Regions from separate parts of the Homo sapiens genome. Here region 1 is linked to region 2. The links are chromatin contacts, found by Hi-C or POLR2A ChIA-PET in ENCODE. All regions are on one chromosome and are shown on one strand. The core of a region is the stretch at or near the end of the contact, and the rest is flanking DNA. Distances in the headings are between cores, read along the strand shown. Region 1 overlaps MYO1B (myosin IB). Region 2 overlaps STAT4 (signal transducer and activator of transcription 4).

Region 1 (2,700 bases), core at 78-2,577, 340 kb after region 2:
AGAAGCCATATTCAAAAGGCTACATACTGTATGATTCCATCTGTCATTCTAGAAGAGGCAAAGCTATAGAGACTGATTACCTATAAGAAGCTATAGAGTCAGGGATTGCCAGGAGATAGGAGTTGTGAGAGGGTTGTGGCTGCAAAGAGAATTTTGGGGACTGATAATGGTGGTGGTTGCTTGACATTATACATTTGCCAAAACTTAGAGAACTGTATACCAAAAAAGTCAGCATCACTGTAAGTAGATTTGAAAATATTTTGAGACTTTGTTCAATATCAAAAAGTATTGAGTATTCAAATTTATAGTAAAAATAGGTAACAGTTACTGAGTCCTTACTACATAGCAGGTATTATATTAAGTGCTATGTATAGATTATCTCATTTAATATAATCTTAAAATAACCAGAAGTAGTGTTTGCAGAGTCTTTTCATCATTAATTTAAAAATATATATTTGCTTTTCACCCTTTTATTTTTTAAAATAGCCAGTCTTTTTTCAAGTGTAAAATTAGTTATTTCAAAAAATAAAAAGGAATTGTTATGTTTATATTTTTATTTCCTTTTTTGTTTATTTGCCTTAATATTTTAGTAATGATATTACCTGTTTTCCTTTATTTTCTTAGTATCATTTTAAGCCATTAAGGACACTGAATTCTCTTTTATCTTTCTTTCCATATAGATTTTTCTAATGTGATTGTTATCCCCAGTGGCTTAGTAAAACAACCCATTTACTCAAAAGCTAAATCATAAATATTTCATCTTTATTTTAGAGTACTCATTATGCTTCAGAAATGTTTTATACTTGTCTGGCACCTTTTAGTAACATAAATATTCTAAAAGCACGATTCATTCTTTTCCTGTCTTCTCATCATGAAGAGAATGCCCAAACTTTGATGGGTAACTTAAAACAGTTTATACAGATTGTTTAAAACACTTCTAAGAATATATAGGAAGATTGCTAGCTTGCTGTAATGAATAGAAGACAAATAAATGTTTACATTTATGGACAGAATGTTAAGTAGACACAGAAAGATTACATTTGGCTTTATGGATTTGGCTTTGTAGCCAGTGTTAGAACCAGTGGATAGATTTTCATGTCTTTCCTTATGTTGAAAATACTTTGTGGTAGCGCTGGCCTGTTTTTTTTAACACTTGAAAGAGTTAACTTCCCTACAACACAAGATTGACTCTAAAATTAATTTTTTTCCTTATGATTACAGATTCAGAACAGAAGAATCTAGGCTTTAAATTCTTGGGATCAAGTTCTAACTTATTTCCTTATAAACATTGTAAACATACACAACGTAATATTGACCCAAGGGCCTGTTGAGTAAATATTTGGCCCAGGGCCAGTGAAGTGCATGGGAAATTGCTGCAGATGGGAGAGTGGAATGGAAGGCAGTCTCAGAACAGGTCAAGGGTGTTTGCTTCAATCAGATTATGTCAGTGGTAGGCAGCTGCATTGAGAAAGTTTTGGGAACTGCCTGTGACATTTGCAGTACCCATTCTATAAAGAAAATAAATTCAGAGAGGAAGGGAAATATGATAAGATGGTCAAAGTCTGTTTTATGGATGGTAGTGTCGTGGCTTCATCTTGTGTCATTGGATTTTGTTCTGTTTTGTCTTTTAGGATATAGAATGGACTCACATTGACTACTTCAATAATGCTATCATTTGTGACCTAATAGAAAATGTGAGTACTTAGGTACAGTTTTCTAAAGAATGTTTTAGTCCTATAATTCACCCTTATAAATGTTCTCAGTGCCTCAATGTTAAGCATTAGTATTTTCACTGTTTTTTATATATATATATATATATATATATACACACACACATATATATGTGTATATATATATATATACACGTACACACACACACACACACACACACACACACACATATATATATATGTTAAGGAACTGCAGAGTTCTAGAGATTTTATTGTAGCCCTAAGAGATCATACACAGTTCTTGAACACATACATAGACAGCTGGATGTTTTGATACTTAGCCAGGATCCCCAGTGGCCATATCACAACACCCTTTTATGACCTTCAGACACCAGGCCTTAAAGGTACCAGCCTTTCTTGTATGGTTGGAGCCCAGGTCTATTCCATGACTCCTGGGCATGTGAGTACTGATCAGAGTAGGCTCTGAGCAGCCATCCAGTTTTTTGCCAAATCAAAATATCCATTTCATTCCCAAAACTCTAATGACCTCTTAACATACTATTCACCGGGTATTATATTAAGTTTAAGTGACATAAAGGGACAACCTCTGGAGCTGAATTAAGTGGGACCCCAGAAGTGGCTTAAGTGCAGCTGTAGCATTGATTCAGATCATACATGCAGAGGGCATTGCATGTGTGACTGCAGGTGGCCAGGGACCTGGAATTTTTCGGATGACCCAAGTATGTGCATATGCAAAAAGGCTTAAAGTGTGAAAAATTATTGGATAATTTCGAGTAAGCTTTCTGAGTCCAAGATTTTTGTTTTTAGATCATATTCCGTAGTTTATTGTAAATGAATTAAATGTAGGAAGACTGATTTTGTGTGTGGAAAACAGGAAACTAATTTATGCTTAGGATTACTAATACCTGACTTTGAATAAGTAATTTGAAACAGTGTATAAGCCTTATTATCCTGCAGTCTTTTTAGCAAGACCAGTTTAGTGAGATGAGTGCTGTGTTTCAGGAATACA
Region 2 (2,700 bases), core at 137-2,636:
CTTTGAGTATAATATAATCAGGGCTCCATCTTTCTTCAGAAGCATCGCTTGACATCTCTTTAACTTTTCCGTATCAGTCTACTCATGCAAGAACTTAACATTGTCCAAAAAGTAATTTGACAGATACTCTTTTCTAAAACAATATTCATCCTAAACAAAACTTATATCATATTATTTAATTGGTTTATCGTGGGGTTGGCACAAATTTTACCTTGACCAGACCAATCATCCCAAAGTGCTAGAAATGGTAAAGTCCCAGGCTAGGGAAGGTGACCCTACAATATTATGATTAACCTCAAATACCTATTTTATGGACACCATAGTAGTCTTTTCTTATTTGCTCTACATAATTAAAAAAAACAAAAACAGAGAAATGATCTCGCTCTGTTGCTCAAGCTGGACTTGAACTCCTGGGTTCAAGAAACTCTCTTGCCTCAACCTCTCAAGTAGCTGAAACTACAGGTGTGTACCATTGTGCCCAGCTAAATAAGAGAATATTCTGTGTGATCGACTACAAACGAGATTGTGCCAGAAACCAGGTCAACAATAGTGAAACATAAGACTCTGTCCCAGATTACTGGAAAACAGATGTGTGAAACTCAAGAAACATGTTTCAAGAAGAGGAAAGGAAGAATTCAGAAATCCAGTGCGGTGCCTGGAAAAGGCCGTTGTGAACAAGAGCTAAATTGGGCTTAGATTAATCAAGAAAAAGAACCAATTCAAGAGATTTCAGAAGGTGGGAATGAAAGAGGACACAGCATCCAACAAGGAATGGGCAATAGGAAGAGGAGGAATGAAGAGAAAGAATTTCTAGGGAGATGGTTTTTTGTGAACCTGAGAATGGTGCCTGGAAAAGTGACCAGAAAGCACAGAATACAATCAAGGCCTAAGGGCTTAGGTTTCAAAGCAGGATAGAATTAAGAGGAGAAACCAGGATTAGTTGTTTAGACTGGTTCTGTAACTAGGCTGTGAATCTGTGTTTTAGGAGCTGTATATTATCTATAGCTCTAGATTCTCATCCTAGAGCCATGTAAATTTGGGATGATGGGTGTGACGACTTTGGTGCCTTTCTTACAGAAGGAGGTTGCTGAAGAAAGCTAAGTGCAGCACTTCTCTGTGAGGCTGGAGGACAGAGAAGTATCCCATCACTCCTTCTACTCCCTGGAGTTGGAAGAAAGCTGAACATGTGTAGATCTAATGGGGATCAGCATTTAATCTCAGGGGCATTGGCTGTCCTTTGCCTTAAAGATCAGGCGATTTCTCTGGTAAGTTCTGCTCTTTTTGGGGCACCCTGCACAGTCTTCCTCTCTGCAATTAATTTGTCTCAGATGCTAGGGCACTTGAGGAGGAGAAGGAGTAGGCCTGAGTCATTTTCCTCGTTGTTTCCTTATTAGAACATTGAATCAAAGAGAAAGAACACTAACAGCTGATTCATTATGATCTTGTTCTTACTACTGGGATCTAAAGTAGAAGAATTCTTCCCTTTGGAGGGAACATTTGCTCTGAATTAAGAAGAAATGTTGTTATTTACATCTGACCTATTTTCTCTAGACCTCAGTGGTTTCCAGGACAACACACTGAGGTTTTGAAGGAGGGGTGCAAGGGGAAGTGCTGACTCATCTTTTTTGCCACTCCCTTCCCTGGTTGTCTTATAAGAAGAACACCTATTCACTGCTTGCTTTGTGACTTGAGGCCAATTTTGGGTCAGTGTCACAACGACCAGATAGCATTAAAACCCAGCTTGAGCCTAGGATGGATGAAATCTGTAATCCACTTGAAAATGTGCACTGTCAGAATACGATTAGGCAAGATTGATGAATATTCTACTTACTTACTTGGAAACCAATTCTCTACCTTTGTAGAAGAGACTGCATGGACAAGGTGGGACCAGAGCAGCTGGGGAGGTAAGAAGTTTCCTTCAGCTTAGTTAACAGAGTCATAGGATGGCCCTGGAACTCTCTGGTACGCACATAGTTGGCAGCTGACCAGACCCTCAGAAATAACAAATCCCTGTTACTTTTGCTAGCAGAATTCTCTCAGGGTCCACATATATCAGAACATACTACTTTAAATATGACATGAGAGGAAACATACAACTAGAAATACTACAAATAAAGCAACTCTCACCCCACACCCCACTGGCACACACATGTTTTGATGCAGATGTGTTTGTTGGCAATAAAACAAATCGAATAGCATTAAAGAAGTTGAGGTAGAAATAGAGTCTACCTGGGAATCGTTGGTTGACACGTTGTACCAAATGATGGATGCCCAAGCATTAGGTAACTGACTGACATTGGAAATCATCACCACAGGCAATGAGCTGGTCTGGTTTGGGGGGAAAAAAGCATAGTTATTACAGGTAGTCCCACCTTACATTGATCTTATGCTTGACCCTCGCCTCTAAAGGGCCAATCTCAAGCCAGCCCCACACCTCCAGTCCTGATGTCCATGGTGCCCTGGTCACTGAAATGACTTGTGAAGGCCATGGAACTTTCTGAGCATGCATAAGTAAGGGCACAGAGAGGAAAGAGCAGGAATCCTTTCAGAGTGCTCAGTCAGGCAGCTTCCCAGTATCTCCCCTGACATTGCGGACACATTTATACTTTTTAAATGTCACCCACTGTCTCAAGTGCAATATATTAGAGAGTCTATTGAATTAGCAACAATCTTCTCTATAAGTTAAATAAAAGAATCTAT

Evidence for each region. A loop is a pair of places that touch in the nucleus more often than their neighbours do. ChIA-PET counts read pairs that join two places held with the same protein, here RNA polymerase II (POLR2A).
Region 1: a map of endothelial cell of umbilical vein shows a loop between it and region 2 (2.1-fold over the local background). The contact joins two enhancer-like sites. A Hi-C loop is called at or near these places in 1 of 168 maps with a recorded cell type or tissue (endothelial cell of umbilical vein). POLR2A ChIA-PET finds 5 or more read pairs at or near these places in 1 of 52 experiments (common myeloid progenitor, CD34-positive).

What each region holds. Positions count from the first base shown.
Region 1 is chr2:191,381,649-191,384,348 of GRCh38, forward strand. MYO1B (myosin IB) reads left to right here. Exons shown (of 31, transcript NM_001130158.3): 15 at 1,632-1,694. Among named protein-coding and RNA genes, the nearest start is that of MYO1B-AS1, 140 kb to the left of the region's middle. Within about 2 kb of position 1,328, at least 5 of the 41 ENCODE cell types and tissues checked have a DNase peak (open chromatin) inside an H3K27ac peak, as active enhancers do.
Region 2 is chr2:191,036,970-191,039,669 of GRCh38, forward strand. It overlaps STAT4 (signal transducer and activator of transcription 4), which reads right to left. Exons shown (of 24, transcript NM_003151.4): 16 at 2,230-2,328. Among named protein-coding and RNA genes, the nearest start is that of STAT4-AS1, 17 kb to the left of the region's middle. Within about 2 kb of position 1,387, at least 5 of the 41 ENCODE cell types and tissues checked have a DNase peak (open chromatin) inside an H3K27ac peak, as active enhancers do.